2 separate regions of the Homo sapiens genome follow, and region 1 is linked to region 2. Evidence: chromatin loops called from intact Hi-C (ENCODE). Cell type or tissue: PC-9. All regions are shown on one strand.

What was found. A loop is a pair of places that touch in the nucleus more often than their neighbours do. Peaks named below come from ENCODE experiments on the same cell type or tissue, not always from the same donor. Only the 100,000 strongest peaks of a DNase experiment are listed, where the experiment ranks them.
Region 1: it touches region 2 in a loop (6-fold over the local background); 2 of 110 quality-filtered maps call a loop at or near these places.

Annotation. Positions count from the first base shown.
Region 1 is chr3:131,356,035-131,364,034 of GRCh38, reverse strand. The region is part of intron 2 of NUDT16-DT (NUDT16 divergent transcript); the gene reads left to right. It also overlaps the pseudogene NUDT16L2P. Among named protein-coding and RNA genes, the nearest start is that of NUDT16-DT, 21 kb to the left of the region's middle. RefSeq lists enhancers at 1,788-1,837, 1,858-1,917, 1,800-2,344. In PC-9, no CTCF peak of the experiment used is centred here; DNase peaks (open chromatin) are centred at 2,284 and 3,644; H3K4me3 peaks cover 1,843 bases.
Region 2 is chr3:131,213,818-131,221,817 of GRCh38, reverse strand. The region is part of intron 14 of NEK11 (NIMA related kinase 11); the gene reads right to left. Among named protein-coding and RNA genes, the nearest start is that of NUDT16-DT, 160 kb to the left of the region's middle. RefSeq lists an enhancer at 4,570-5,071. In PC-9, no CTCF peak of the experiment used is centred here; DNase peaks (open chromatin) are centred at 4,277 and 4,767; H3K4me3 peaks cover 1,066 bases; H3K27ac peaks cover 2,490 bases.

The sequences.
Region 1 (8,000 bases), 140 kb before region 2:
AACCCTCCAGCAAGGGCATGGCTACTTTCAGGAAAGCAAAGAGGGTCCTCTGCTTCTCTATCCTTCCCAAAAAACATGGGCTGGGGTAGACCCTAAAGAGCAGGCATGGAGGACTGTGGGAAGGACTCAGCCTTGCTGTAGAAGCTCTCTGCAAAGCAAGAGGCAGGGTATGGTAACAAATGCCAATTCCTGGTTAAATTGGACTTGACAGGTGAAAGATGTCAGGCTGTGTGTGGTCACATTGTACATATGCATGCCTGGGGGTTACCAGGCTGTATGCAAATATACAAGGAAGAGGTAGGCTCTGAGAACCTGCCAGGGCCCCTGGGATGAGCTGTGGATTTTTGCCCCTGATCCCATGAATTGGAGGGTCCTCTGCTCAAAACATATGATATACATGTCTTCTTTTAATTTGGTATCGTCTTTAGGTCCGGAAGAGAAAACATTCCCTTCCTTGTACCAAAGTCCTCAGCTCAGGTTCCCTGAGTCCACAGAGGGTTGCCTCAGACGAACTGGGATCTGAAGTCCTGAGAAAGCACCAGCTTCCACCACTCCCAAGTCCTGGAGGGTATCCAGTAACTGCTCCCAGGCAGCACCAATAAAGCAATTCTCCAGAAAGATGGGCAGGCCTCCCACACCATCATGCAGGGTACAGGGGCACTCACACCAGGCCCAGCACCTGTAAAAGGAAGGAGACAGGAGACACTGGGACTCCAGGTAGCTCATGTCACTACCTCCATCCTCTCTTTAGCAGATCTTTCTAGAGCAGATGCCACAACTCTTAATACTCCAGCAGAAACAAGCCCAAGGCTCCTATCTAAAGGAGGCCCAGTGGGCTCAACCCTCTGCAGACAAATGACCCAAGACATGCTATCCAGCTCCATCAATGTTAATCCTTATGACTTCTGTCCCCTACACCTCTAGTGGCTCCTAACGCCAAAATTCATGCTTAGCCCTGCAACAATGGTTCTCAAAATGGGAAACCTAGACCAGCGTTATCAGCATCACTTGGGAACTTTTGAAAAAAGCAATCTCAGATTTCTGAACCCCTGCCCTCCCAGAACTTGGGAGTGGTGGAAGCTGGGGCTTTCTCACCCACAACCAGCGTTCTGGGAGTAGAATCTAGTCATTTTTGTTTTTATAAGCCTCAGAGATGATTCTGATACTTGACAAAATTTGAGAACTACCTCCATATACAATCTGTCTCCCTGGCCTTAAGTATTAGGGCCTTAAGTATTAGGGCCATATCTTCTTCCTAAGAGAAACAGAGGCCCAACAATAAGGGACTAGGGTAGATGCCTGGCCATTTTCACATTATCAATAGAGAGCAGCAGAGAGATGTAGATATGTGTGTTCTAGAAAAATCTCTCCAGAGCCCAGTAAAGGGCGAGGTGGGTGGAAATCTTCCCAGGAAGCCTAGGTTGGCAGTACCATTCAATAAGAGAAGACCAAGATCCCAACTCCACCAAGAAAATGGGGAAGAGGGCAAGTTCTGACAGACGGGGACCTCAATCCAAAAAGAGTTGCTGAGGCAAAGGAAGACATGGAAGGAAAAGGAATAAGATATGGGGCAGGGTCCCAGACTGGCCCCACCTCCAGCCCGTGGTCCTTGGCCCCTGTTGCGCTGGCCTCCACAGCCAACAGCTGCTCGAGCGTCAGAGATTTGGCATAGAAGTGGGCCACAACACGTGGCCTTGATCCGGCGTGAGAGCTGCGGTAGTCAGGGCGCTCCACGCGGAAGGCGGCCGCCGCCTCGCCCAGCAGTTCCAGCAGACCACGGTTCAGCCCGTCCTCCAGGCTGCTGTCTTGCGAGTCCACGAATCCGCCAGGGAAGCCCAGGCGCCCATCAAAGCGCATCTGCATCTGAGAGAGGAGGAAGCTGGGATTGGCAGGGACACCCGAGAGTAGCGCCGCAAGGAAGGTGCAAGGCCAGAGCGGAGAGTGGCCGGGCGCGCGCCCTCCTCACCAGTATGGCGTAGCGCAGAGGGAGGCGGCCAGAGAGAATTCCAGGGTCCGGCGCGTGCAGGAGCGCATAGCAGGCATGCCTCTAGCCTGGCCCCAGCGCCAGGGCCTCGGCCAGCTCCAGCCTGCGGGCCCTGGCCATGGCCCGACACTGCTCTTCCGCTGTTCCGAAGGCCTACGAGGGCACAAGGGCGAATCTCACCTCGGACCAATCCGAGCGTGGGCGGTGCCGCAAGGCACCAGCCCTGCAGGGATAAGGGGGAGGAACCTGGGCGCCTTAGGTCAGGGCGCAGCGACCGGTGCCGGAGGCAGCCAATCAGGGCGGGGCTTGCAGACCGGACTGATGTCCAGAGCCCAGGAACCTTAGGGAAACCATAAGCAACCTCTGGGTTGGGCTTGCGGCGGGGCGGGGCGGGGCTGAAGGTGTGGCAGCGCCCTGAACCTGGAGAAAGGCTAGTACATAAACGCCTACGTCAGAATCTGGAGTCAGCTGGAGTGTGCCAGCAGGTAAGGGAGAGCTGGGGCGCTCACTTGAGTGCTGGGAGCCAAAGAAGTAATAACTACCTTTGGTTGGGTGTGGTGGTACACAAAGCACAAGGCCTGGGTGGGGGTTAGGAGGAAATGAGGCAGGGTTGGCCTCAGACACCAAGGCCTATCCTAGGGAAATGGGGATGGAGAGGCGCCATGGTCTGACAACTGTCTTGAGTGGTGAAACTGTGGGGACTTGGTAACTGAGTGAATGGGGAAGAGGGAGCGCTGGGCTAGTGTTGGTTCCGAGTTTCCTGGATGTGGTGTCATTTTCTGAGAGGGGGAGAGTAGGAGAAGGGTGAGCAGTGATAAGTGTAGTTCTAAGGAATTGGGGCGGCCACAGGCAGTGGGCAGCTTATCGCGGGGATCTGACGCACAGGAAGTGGCACATGGAGAAGTCACAGGGCAGTGAGATTTTCAGGGGAAGGGTGGGGGTGGAAGGAGCTGTGAGTGAAATCCTGTGGCACAGGACTGGGAGTGAGGAGGGGTGAGAGATAGAAGAAGCCTCCTAGGCTTTCTAGTCTTTCCCTCAAACCCCCTCAGACCTCTGAGCTATGAAGGAGGGTGGGTTACCCTACCACAAGGGCAGAGGCCTACTCAGGGCCTGATGCTGAGATGCAGGATCCCTCACTCCAGGCCAGGCCTTCCCCACCGTGCAGAGCGCCCCTACACCAGGTGTCGATATTGATTATGCAATAGAAAGCAGGAGGCAGCTCCTTGAGGGGGGCTGGGCATAAACTCACAGCCTGTAAGTGACGGCATATGGTGGGAAAGAGTCCGGACCCACCCAGAAACAGGTTTGTGCCCTTAACAAGTCACTTAACTCTCTCAGATCCCAGCAGCTCATCTGTTAAGTGGAGATGATACCAACCTATTAGGGATGTTGAGATATGTAAAGCACTTAGAACAGTGCAAGGCAGAAAATAAATGTATCCATTCTTGGAGTCGAGGGTTGGGACACGCTGCTGTGTGTTATGTTAAAGACCCAGGAGTTGGAACTGAGCCACACTCATCAAGGCCCCAGTGTTTCAAGCAGGGATGAAAACTGTTAGGCATCATTTTTCCTAGCTTAGTCTTCTGAGTTGCAGGGTGGAGATGCCAAATACTAACATCAGATGGGCAGATCAAGGTGATAAAGCTGTAGGTGTGACACAATCCATGTTGGCCTGCTATCATTCTGGGGACTTGGAAATGGCCCTGGCTTCATGTTACACTCACCTTGCTCTAAAAGCGGATAGCAACTGCCAATTTCCGGGTTCCAGCCAGAGCAACTGAATCAGAATCTGTGGAGGTAATACAGGGACATGTGGCTTTTCAAAGATGTTTCAGGTAACTAATAGCCAAGGTGGAGAAGAGGTGATCTACCCCTCTCCCCAGCATTTCAAAGGTAACCTTCTCTCCTAGATTAGCTACTTTTAAGGATTTAGGGTTAAACATGCCCTTTCCAGATCTTCAGGCTGTTCTTTCTTTCCTGGTTGCTTGAAGAGACTTTTAAAGATGGACTCAACTATTTATAAGGCAACATGAAAATCTATAAAAGCCAAGGCAACAGCTATACAGGAATTAATGCTTTGGAGACCAGAGCTTTTTCTGGATGAAGAAAATGGAAGCCCATAAGAACCCCCAACTTTGCCATCCCTTTCAAATCCCTCTCTGCTTCTGCCTCACCTCCCCACCTCCGCCAACCATCCCCCATTCACTATCCTGAGGCAGAATGCCCAGGACTCAAGGCTGGAGGTAGAGGGCTGAGCAGTGTACCTAAAAAGCTGCTTCAAGTTCATGGCGGTACGTGGAATCAAAAATAGCTCTGTGGTCAGTCTGGGAGGATGCTAAGGAACCAATTCATTTTTAAAATAATGAGGAAAAGAATTAAACATTTATCATGCTTTTAAATTTTATTTATTTATTTATTTATTTGAGATGGAGTCTTGCTCTGTCACCCAGGCTGGAGTGCAGTGGCGCAATCTCGGCTCACTGCAACCTCTGCCTCCCAGCTTCAAGTGATTCTCATGCCTCAGCCTCCCTGAGTAGCTGGGCTTACAGGTGCCCACCATCACGCCCAGCTAATTTTTGTATTTTGAGTAGAGACAGGGTTTCGCTATGTTGGCCAGGTTGGTTTTGAACTCCTGACCTCATGTGATCTGTCCACCTTGGCCTCCCAAAGTGCTGGGATTACAGGTGTGAGCCACAGCGCCCAGCCCATCCTGCCTTTTTTATATGGGCTCTTCCTCAGGGCTACTAAATAGTTGATGAGAGGAAATTTTATAAGTATTCTAGCTAATCAAAGAAGAAGGAGCCAATCAAAATTTTACAATTTTTTTTAAACTTTAAAGAATTAATGGATCCTAGGGAATGATCATCAATGTTTGCTAAAATCATGAAAAGGCAACCAGTTACTGTGCACTTCATGATGGAAGAAGACATCACCTCCTATTAATTTTTCTTGCACAAAATTGAAGTTGAATCTCAACCTAAATACCAGTTATAAGAAATATAAAGGTGCCCCTTTTTAAAATATCAGGAAGAGACTAGAATGATCCATGTAATAGTGGATTCGAGTTGGAGACATCAGTATTAACTCATGTTTAACTTAATATAGCTACATATGTTTATATAGGGAAATATTTGTAGATATGTACACACCTCTTTTATAAAGTCACTAATCTAATTTGTGAGGCCCCTGCCCTCATGACCTAATCACCTCCCAAAGGCCCTACTTCCAAATGCCAATAAATTGGGAGTTAGGATTTCAACATATGAATTTAGGGGGAACAAAAATATTCAGTTGATAGCAATCATGAAATACAATGAAAGTCTGAGAAACTCTCACAACAAAGACTAGCCTAAGGACACATGACATGACTAACTGGATTAGATAAATCTGAATAAGGTATAGACTTTGTCTAATGATAATGTATCAAAATTGGTTCATTATTGCAAGAAATGTACCATAATAATGTAAGATGTTAATTACAGAGTAAATTAGGTGGAGTAATGGGAACTCTAGGTACTATCTCCACGCTTTTCCTGTAAATATAAAAAACTTTAAAAAATATATAGAGGAGGTCTCAGTATATTGCCCAAGCTGGTCTCCAACTCCTGACCTCGAGCTATCTTCCCACCTGCACTTCCTAAAATATTAGGATTACAGGCGTGAGCCACTGCACCTGGCCTGCAAATGTAAAACTTTTTTAAAAGTTTGTTTTTAAAACACATGAGGATGCAATCAGTAAATCCTAGACTGAAAGTTTACAAGAAAAATGACCTGGTTTCAGTAGTAAATGAATTACAAGGGAAAAAGAAATATGGTGGTAGACTCTATACATTAAAAGAGATTGAGGAGACATATCAATTGAAGCACCTGGGCTTTATTCTAATTTGAACAAACAAATTCAAATAGTGAGGGACAGGAGAATACTGATTGGATATTTTATATACAGGAATTATGGATAATTGAGATGTGATAGTATTGTGGCTATGTTTCTTAAAAGAGTTATCTTTTAGAGATACATATATTTAAATAAAGTTTTGCATTGTACAAAACTCTTTCAATGAGAGGATCCCCTTTGGTTCAGGAGAGGGAGAGAGGTAAGAGTGTAGTCTCACTTTTTAGGCAGGAAGAAACTGACAGCAAACATCTGCCATCTGACAGTTATTTTTAAACCATTCCACTTAATCCTCATGAAATTTTCCAGGTGCTTTGAATGCAGAGCCAAGGTTGAGAACTACTAATTTAGAAGACTATACCATGGTGGGAGTGGGGAGGAGATGCTACCAGCAGAGAGCTATCAGCTAGAGGCTGTAATTTTACCCAATTACTTCCTGAAAGTGCTAGATGCTGTTGCTTATTATTATTAAGCATTCACATAACCTAAAATCCCATTCAGGAGCCTTAAAGGAGGTGCATTTTCTAGAAGCTAACACTGTTTTTGGTTATTTGCAGGTATAGCATCAAAACTATCCACTGCTCTGTTATCCGGAGTTCATTAAGTAGATCCATTTCACACTATCAGGACAGAATTTTTCAGACACCTGAAGCTCTGTGCCTAGACCTTATTTATTTATTTATTTATTTATTTATTTATTTATTTATTTATATTTTGAGACTGAGTCTCACTCTGTCACTCAGGCTGGAGTGCATGGTGTGATGCACTCCATCTCCCAGGTTCAAGCAATTCTCCATCTCCCAGGTTCAAGCAATTCTCCATCTCCTAGGTTCAAGCAATTCTCCATCTCCCAGGTTCAAGCAATTCTCCATCTCCCAGGTTCAAGCAATTCTCCTGCCTTGCCCTCCCCAGTAGCCGGAATTTCAGGCGCCTGCTGCCATGCCTGGCTAGTTTTTGTATTTTAGTAGAGATGGAGTTTCACCATGTTGGCCAGGTTGGTTTCGAACACCTGACCTCGTGATCCACCCACCTCGGCCTCCCAAAGTGCTGGAATTACAGGCGTGAGCCACTGAGCCTGGCCACCTAGACCTGTTTAATTGAATACCCCACAAGCACCCCAAACTCAAAACACCCAGGAATGAACTCAGTATTTTTCCAGCCGCCCAATCTGCATGTCTTCCTGTATCACCAGCTCTGTGAATGACCTGTCTCCTGCCCAGTCACCTGTGCTGTAAAACTACCAGTCCTCACAGACCACTCCATCACTCCTCTACCCATCCAGTCAGTCCTCAGTTCTCTCTCATGATCTCCCCTCAGGATGTCTTGACTTCATCAGATGCAAGTCAGGCCTTCATCTTTTCTCACCTGGACAAACCTCCTGCCTTTCTGTCCTGCTTCCAGTCTCACCCTTTTCAAACCTGCTCTCCACCCAGTGCCATGATACAGCTAAAGATCATGTTCATCAATAACTTTGCAGTGGCTGCCCCTAAATACAGGACACAGCAGAGCAAATGTGACAGCATGTATCTGAGCTTTGCCTTCTGTATTGGTGATGTTTTGCTGAAACATACTGTAAAATGTGTTAACACCATCAAAAGAAACATTCATTATTTCACAGTGTCTGTAGGTCAGGAATTAAAAGGGGGTGGTTCTAGCTTAGAGTTTCTCATGAGGTTTTAGTCCAGATGTCAGCCAGATCTGTAGTCAAATGTAGGCTTGACCAGGGCTGGAGAATATGCTTCCCATATCTCACTGACACAGCTGGCAAGGTGGTGCTGGCTGTTGGCAAAATGTCTCAATTTTTTATCCCATAGATCTCTCCATAGGGTTGCCTACATGTTCTTACAACACAGTGGCTGGCGTCCTCCAGTGTGGGTGATACAGATGAAATCCATGTGTTTTATGACCTAGTCTCAGAAGTCACACACCATCACTTCTACATTATTCTGTTGGTCACACAGGCCGCCCCGAGGCAGTGTGGGAAGGATCTACACAGGACGTGAATACCAGAAGTGAGAATCACTGGAAGTCATGTTGGAGGCTGGCCACTATCCCCTTCTCGCTAAACCTGACATTATCACTCTCATATTTCATGTTCCACCAGCACCAAAAGATTTCAGATTC
Region 2 (8,000 bases):
TGAGAACTATTGCTCTATCTTATAGAACCTTCGAGGAGAAAATGACATACAGATGCAACTGTTAAATGAAAAACTCCCTGTCACTTCATCTACTGCATTAGCTCTTTAAACTGCTAAAACGATCCAGATATACATTAACAATTTTTTTAAAAAAGAGTGTTTTCATAAAACAGGAACTTTGCCTGAAGAGAAAACCAAGTTTCCTCTAAAGGAACTTAGTTCCTTTTAGACATTTAGAAGATCTCAGCCTGTGGGCCCACCACCATCCCAGATGGTTTTAACCATTAGAATGCCTTAAGCAAATCCATGTGACAGGCTTCCCAGAATGGTTCTTAAAGGGTGGTCCCCAGAATAGCAAGAACAACATCACCTGGGCTCTTATTAAAAATAAAAATTTCCAAATTTGCCTATACCTCCAACCTACTGAATCAGAAACTGGGATGAAGGTCCAGCAATGTGTGGTTTGACAAGCTCTCCAGGTGATCCTGATGCACCCTTAAGTTTGAGAACCACTAATTCAGCACAATGACTGGCACTTTATGTCTGCTGAAATAAAAATCCCTTCTAATATTCCAGGTAGATGGTAAGCTCCAGGAGGGCAGAGGCCACACCCATCCTGCTTACCATGGTATCCCCAACACATGATTCAAAGCAGACACCCAAAACTTCTTGCTGAATAAATGAGTACATAAATCTCTAAGAGATAAGGACTTTCAAATTGCCACATAATATCATATACAAAGAATTAACTAATCCTTTGGGAGAGTAACGTGGAGAGGGGAAGCTGAGGAGAGGAAGGAGATACAGATGTTTTTCCTAAGACTCCCCCACCCCTTTCCTCTTTTTCACATACTTTGAACTTATATCTCAGATGTAGTCATACCTTCGAACTGCAAAAAATGTCTTCATCGTACTAAAACTTCCAGTTACATCCTGCAGGCCCACTCAGTCAAGTCCCAGAACTCAGTCAAGAGGACCCAGAGTGTGACAGCAAATGCTGTTAGGCTGGAGCTTTCTCCAGGTGCCCTAGAGTCTGCCCCGGACACCCTGCCTCTCTCTGCATATCTAATCATAGTTCAGCATTAAAGTTTGCGGAGCTGGCTGTCATGGGGCAGACAGAGGGTGGGTGGTGGGAGCCCTCAGCAGAAGGCAGCTACCAAAAGATGTCCATCTCTATTTGTCCTTTCTTTTCTAGTTTTCTGAAGAGGGTAATGGCTTTATTACACCAAGCCAGAAAATACTGAACAAGGCTATTATAAGGCTCTAATAAGAACAAACTGATTTATTCTTGTATCTCAATGTGGCCTCTATGAAGACCATGTTCATTCATTACAAATTGGGAGTGGCAGTGCTTAGAATGATTACAGTTATTATTTGTATTAACATGACAGCCATCAAAGCATTTCTTAATTTCCCAAAAATAACATTTGTGGGTGTGAAAAACTGCTCAAATTCATTTTTAATAAAAACATTAAAAATAAAAATATTATTTTCTCATATGTATAGGAAACCTATGATTAATATGCTACAACGTCCCCAAAACCATAAGATTTTTTTTTACCTTTTACATAAGGTAAAAGTCAATACTTTGAGAAGACACACAGACATAGGCATTGTGCTGAGTTGCCTCAATTTCCCCCAGAAGCTCCATTTTGTATAAGGTAAGCACAATTTAGATGAAAACAAAACAAAACAAAACAAACAAAAAACCAAAAAGAAATTGAAGTCAAAGTTAACTGGTGACATCTGCTGCTTCTGAGAAAAACTGCCTTGCAACAGAAGTGATGATACAAAGTAGTGACTAGGAGGACCACCTGTAGGGTCAGATGGCAATCAAATTCTGCCTCCGTTGCTTATTGGCTGTGTGACCTCAGGTGGGCTACTTCACTTCTCTGGGTCACGGTGTTCTCATTTGTAAGTGGGTGTAGTGGCTACTATCAATGCCCCACACAAATTCTCTTCCCAGACACACTCCAAAGTATAATTGGCACACCCTCGTCTGCTAGCTGCTGTGCATGTTGGCTGCTGTATTAAGTCAGCCAGAGCTGTAATGAGAAGATACCACAGATTGGGTGATTTAAACAATAGAAATTTATTTCCCAGAGTTCTGGAGGTTGGAGATTAAGGGGCCAGCAGGGTTGGATTCCTCTGAGGCCTTTCTCCTTGGCTTCCCTCTTGCTGCTTCTTCACAAGGTCATCCTCTGTGCATGCATACCCTGGTGTCCCTGTGTCCTAATCTCTTATTCCTCTTTTTTTTTTTTGTATACTTTAAGTTTGGGGATACATGTGCAGAACATGCAGGTTTGTTCCATGGATACACACGCGTCCTGATGGTTTGCTACACCCAGGTTTGCTGCACCCATCAACCCATCATCCACATTAGGTATTTCTCCTAATGCTGTCCCTCCCCTAGTCCCCCACCCCCTGACAGACCCCAGTGTGTGATGTTCCCCTCCCTGTGTCCATGTGTTCTCATTGTTCAACTCCCACTTATGAGTGAGAACATGCAGTGTTTGGTTTTCTGTTCTTGTGTTAGTTTGCTGAGAATGATGGTTTCTAGCTTCATCCATGTCCCTGCAAAGGATGTGAACTCATCCTTTTTTATGGCTGCATAGTATTCCATGTTATATATGTGCCACATTTTCTTTATCCAGTCTATCATTTTTGGGCATTTGGGTTGTTTCCAGGTCTTTGCTATTGTGAATAGTGCTGCAATAAACATACATGTGCATGTGTCTTTACAGTAGAATGATTTATAATCCTTTGGGTATATACCCAGTAATGGGATTGCTGGGTCAAATGGTATTTCTGGTTCTAGATCCTTGAGGAATCACCACACTGTCTTCCACAATGGTTGAACTAATTTACACTCCCACCAACAGTGTAAAAGCATTCCTATTTCTCCACATCCTCTCCAGCAACCCTATCAAAAAGTGGGCAAAGGATATGAACAGACTCTTCTCAAAAGAAGACATTTATGTGACCAACAAACATATGAAAAAAAGCTCATCATCACTGGTCATTAGAGAAACGCAAATCAAAACCACAATGAGATACCGTCTCATGCCAGTTAGAATGGCGATCATTGAAAAGCCTAATCTCCTCTTCTTATGAGGACACAGTCAGATTGGCTTAGAGCCCACCCTATCAGCCTCATTTTAATTTAACCACCTCTCTAAAAGCCATGTCTTCAAATACAGTCACATTCTGAAGTACTGGGGGTTAGGGCTCCAACATATGGCTTTTAGCGGGGACTCAGTGAAGCCTATAACAGTTGCTGACAGCACACAGATACTCTATTCTCCACAGAATTGTTCTTGGATCAAAGAAGCCCTCCTTACTGAAAAGATGATGCCACATCTCTGCCCCAGGGGCAGTCCTGGCCAATGACTGAGTGACTTAAGGTAAAACCATCTTTGTGGTGTTACTCATGCCCCAGAGCTCCCTGTGTGAGCAGACTGAGGCTAGTCTCCAGCTGAGACCACATCCTTGCTCAGCTCCTTTTATCTGGACACAGCCCCCAACCCCACACCAAACTCTATATACACACACCCACATCCTTAGAGCTCTCCACAATAAGATACATGCACCAGATACCCATCTCAGGCTGTGCTTCTAAGGAACCCATCTAAAGACTTGGACATTATAATAAAAATATCTTGACTCATGGTTACAAAACAAAATATAAAGGATAAGAGATAAACATCTCTTAAAGAAAAATAGTCAGGTGCCAGCAAAGTCACATTCTTTAATATTATAACTTTAATCCTCAGACCTTCAAGAAAATAATAGAGCCCACATCTGTGGCACTGCTAAAGTGAGTCCTTTGTCAGATATCAATTACATCTCAGATGACTAAATTTTTTTCTCTCTGGAGGTTTAGTCTCCTGGCCCTCTTCAAAGTCTTCTTAAAATGCTTCATCTTGCATAATGTCCAGAACATGGTAGATGCTCCATAAAATGGCACTTATTAATTTAGTAGGTAGAAAGATTCGCTTTTATAATTGTTGTTGTGAGAATTTTTTTTAAGAAATTGTATTTAGAAAAATACCTAATAAAAGTGCAGGGAAAGAAAATGATATGATCCCTTCTGCCAGGGAACAAGAGGAGGGCTTTGGCCCTGTTCCAGAAAGGTGGAGGGAAAGAGAGTGGGAGGGGCCAGAGTGAGATGGTGGCCGATCATGTGCTCTGTAAGACGCCAAATTCACCCGAAACTTAGCATAAATGTACCATCTAGGTTTGTGGGAGTACACTCTATGATGTTTGCTCAATGACAAAATTGCCTAAGGACACATTTCTTTGAACGCATCCCCGTTTTTAAGTGATGTGTAACTGTACACATAAAGGGCCAACAGCATAGCTAGAGGAAAACACTTCCCAGGCAGAGGTCACCTGTCCTTCAGGATGACAGCTGAACTCTCCCAACAAGATAAAAACCACTCCTAAAACCCCAGCTTTCCATTCTCCCAGCAGCTTATAAGGATACCCAGTCTCTCCCTCCCCCATGCCTTCCCCGGCACTATTAAAGAAAAAAAACTGACTCTTCTGATACTTTGCTGTTTGGGAAAAGGCATTTTATCCATCTCAAAACTTCAATTCAACATATATTGTATTTTATTTTTTCCTTTTCAATTTTTAAAAGCAATCTCTCTCCCCACTGTGAACCATGAAATAGTTTATCAGAGTTATGCAGTGAGTCATCGGCTGGGCCTCGAACACTGTGTTCACGGTGTCCTAGTTCCCGGTGACAGCAGTTAAGATTGCTCATTGGAGCTCAGAAGTCATAGAGAGGGAAGGGCACACTCTGAGACCCACAATTGTTCCTTTCCCTGGTGACTCATCCCCTTTTATGATACCATGGGCCCCTGCTGGAGGTCCCAGAGAAGCTGTTACTCCACATGCCAAATGGCTGCTGCATCTCTATTTCATTACAAAGAGCCCCCTCTGCGCCCAAGGGAAGCAACTGTAATTTTCAATCACCGTAACATTTAGTGGGACTGGAGGCATGCAGCAGCATATTTGCTAAGAAATGTTTCAAACCAATGTTCAAGCCAGAGAAGAATATGGACAGCCCCCAGTGAAATAAACACACTCATATTCTGAGGGAGAAATGAACAGTCCAGGTATCTTTTAACACTCAGGTCTGCAATCATCTCCTATCTTCCATTGGCATCATGTCTTACACAGGCTGCTGCAGAAATGTTTTGAACCAATGTTCAAGCCAGAGAAGAATATGGACAGCCCCCAGTGAAATAAACACACTCATATTCTGAGGGAGAAATGAATACTCCAGGTATCTTTTAACACTCAGCTCTGCAATCATCTCCTATCTTCCATTGGCATCATGTCTTACACAGGCTGCTGCAAGCCTTGCCTAATGCACTCACCATGTGACTCTCCCCTTTCAATGAGGCCCTCGCTGCCAATAAAATTGAGTATAAAATCTTAAGTTTGGCAGGCAAGACCTTTTATCATTTGCAACCCACATTCCCAGATCTGCCTCTTCTTACCAATGAATATGGTAGATCTCATTTAAAGGTTATGTACCAAAAGACTCTGATTGGGCTGTCCTGGTCTGGGTCTAGGAAGCTTTATTTTTCTGATGCTTTCCAGATAGTTCTCATATGTACCTTCAGAATCCTGGCTTTCATAACCTGAACTCTGTATTTTTCCCTGAATTCACTCTTGCTTTCCCACTTCATCTCTTTAAAGTACCACTTCTTTTAGAATTGACCTAATATGGTAGACACTAGCCACTTGTGGCTATTTGAATTAAAATTATTAAAATTAAATAAAATGACAAATTCAGTTGCACTAGCTACTTTTCAAGTGCTCAATAGTCACCTGTGACAAAATTATAGAATATTTCCAACACTGCAGAAAATTCTACTGGACAGCACTGTTCTAGGCTGTCACCTCTCTAAATAGAGGGGCACAGCCTCCGCTTTCAGTTTGGCCAGATTTCTTTGAAGCTCTGGGATGTGAGTCACTTTACCTCTCTGATCCTCAGTTCCTCTCCTGGCCAGCACACCATCTACCATCACCAATCCCCACCTCTGCAAAGAGAAGGCAGAATCTCCTGGCCCTTGAAAGTGCTCCAGCTCTCACAGTTGTGGATGTAGCAGGGGAGAGGTAGTGTCTCCATCGCACCCCAGCCCTAAGCCTCTTCATGTAACTGAGTGCCATATCAAAGGATGTATCCAATCAAATCTTCTCATCTGTAAGATGCCCTTTTCTGCCTTCTTTTACACCATATCTACATGCACAGGTTGAATAAATGCCCAACCCCAGCCTTCTGGGCAACCCCCTTGCCCAGAGAAAGGCAAGCTCACAGACCTCCCACACCCCCATGGTAGACAATATCTTTCTTTTCTTTTTTTTTTATATATTTTTTTGTTATACTTTAAGTTCTAGGGTACATGTGCACAACGTGCAGGTCTGTTACATATGTATACGTGTGCCATGTTGGTGTGCTGCACCCATTAACTCGTCATTTACATTAGGTATATCTCCTAATGCTATCCCTTCCCCCTCCCCCCGCCCCACAACAGGCCCCGGTGTGTGATGTTCCCCTTCCTGTGACCAAGTGTTCTCATTGTTCAATTCCCACCTATGAGTGAGAACATGCGGTGTTTGGTTTTTTGTCCTTGTATATTTCACAGCACAGCAGGAATCAAGTCAACTTTGAGAATAATATCACTAACTGCAAGTGGAACTGAACCTCAAATACAAACAATATGTTTATATTCTTAGGATGGGGGTGCACATCAGTTGCTTGGTTTGCCATGATGCTTTCTTTCCTCACACAATAAACTACAGGGTTAGTACCGTGACCTTTTCTAAAACAAACTTTCAAAACCAGGGCTAAATTTAACTACATTGATTAGCTTAGCCTACAGCATCACACATGAGGTTGTGAAAAGAAATAATTTTCTTAGACAAAATGCATATTCATGACCCTTTCTGGAGGGCTAAATTAAGTACAGTACAGTACTGTTTTTTATATATAGGACAGCAGGTTCTGCTGTAAGTGCCTCTCTAAGTGACATCTCTATATTTGACTGAGTGTACTAAAAGCTCTCCACTCCCTGCTACACACACACACACACACACACACACACATGCACGCACATTCACGTGACAGAAATAAGCTCCATGATCCTTTTGGAAATAGGTCTCCCTCAAGCTCTAGAGTCTGCACTTTTATCCTATATGTCAAGATGATTTTCCCTCAGGAAAAACTGTAATGTTTCCCTGAAACTTTTCTTTCCTGCTTTAGAGAGTAAAAGCGAAAATGACAAGGTAACATTTGTCTTTTCTCCCCCAAATTCAGAGAAATGAATTCAGGCCAGGAAATTCATTCTGTCAAGGAGAAATGTAGAAAGACTTCACAGAGACTCTGAAAAATTTGGTACATAGTGGGATGTGCTGTGTTTGGAGGCAGAAGACAACTCGTTCTATGACTTTAGGCAACTGGTTTAAGCTCCCAGGCCTTAGGTGTCTTACGTGTAGAATGGGATGGTGATAACTCACCAACCTTAAAACCAGAGCCTGAACTGAATGATTTCAGGTTACTTTTCTGCATTAAGACTTACAAATTTACGACAAGGAGTAATAAACTAGACCAATATCTTAGTTAGTTTGGGCTTCTGTAACAGAATACTATAGACTAGGTGGCTTAAACAACAGAAATTTATTTCTCACAGTTTTGAAGGCTGGGAAGTCTAAGGTCAAGGTGCTGGCAGATTCAGTGTCTGGTTGAAGGCTCCCTTCCTGATTTGCAGACTGCTGTCCTCTTCTTGTATCCTCATATGGTGGAGGAGCATGGAAACATAGAGACAGGAAGCCAGCTTTCTCATGTCTCTACTTACAACGGAACTAATCCCATCCTGTGGGCTCTACCCTCATGACCAAATCACCTCCTAAAGGCCTCATCTCGAAATATCATCCCACTGGGGATTAGGGTTTCAATATGATGAATCTGGGGGGACAAAAACATG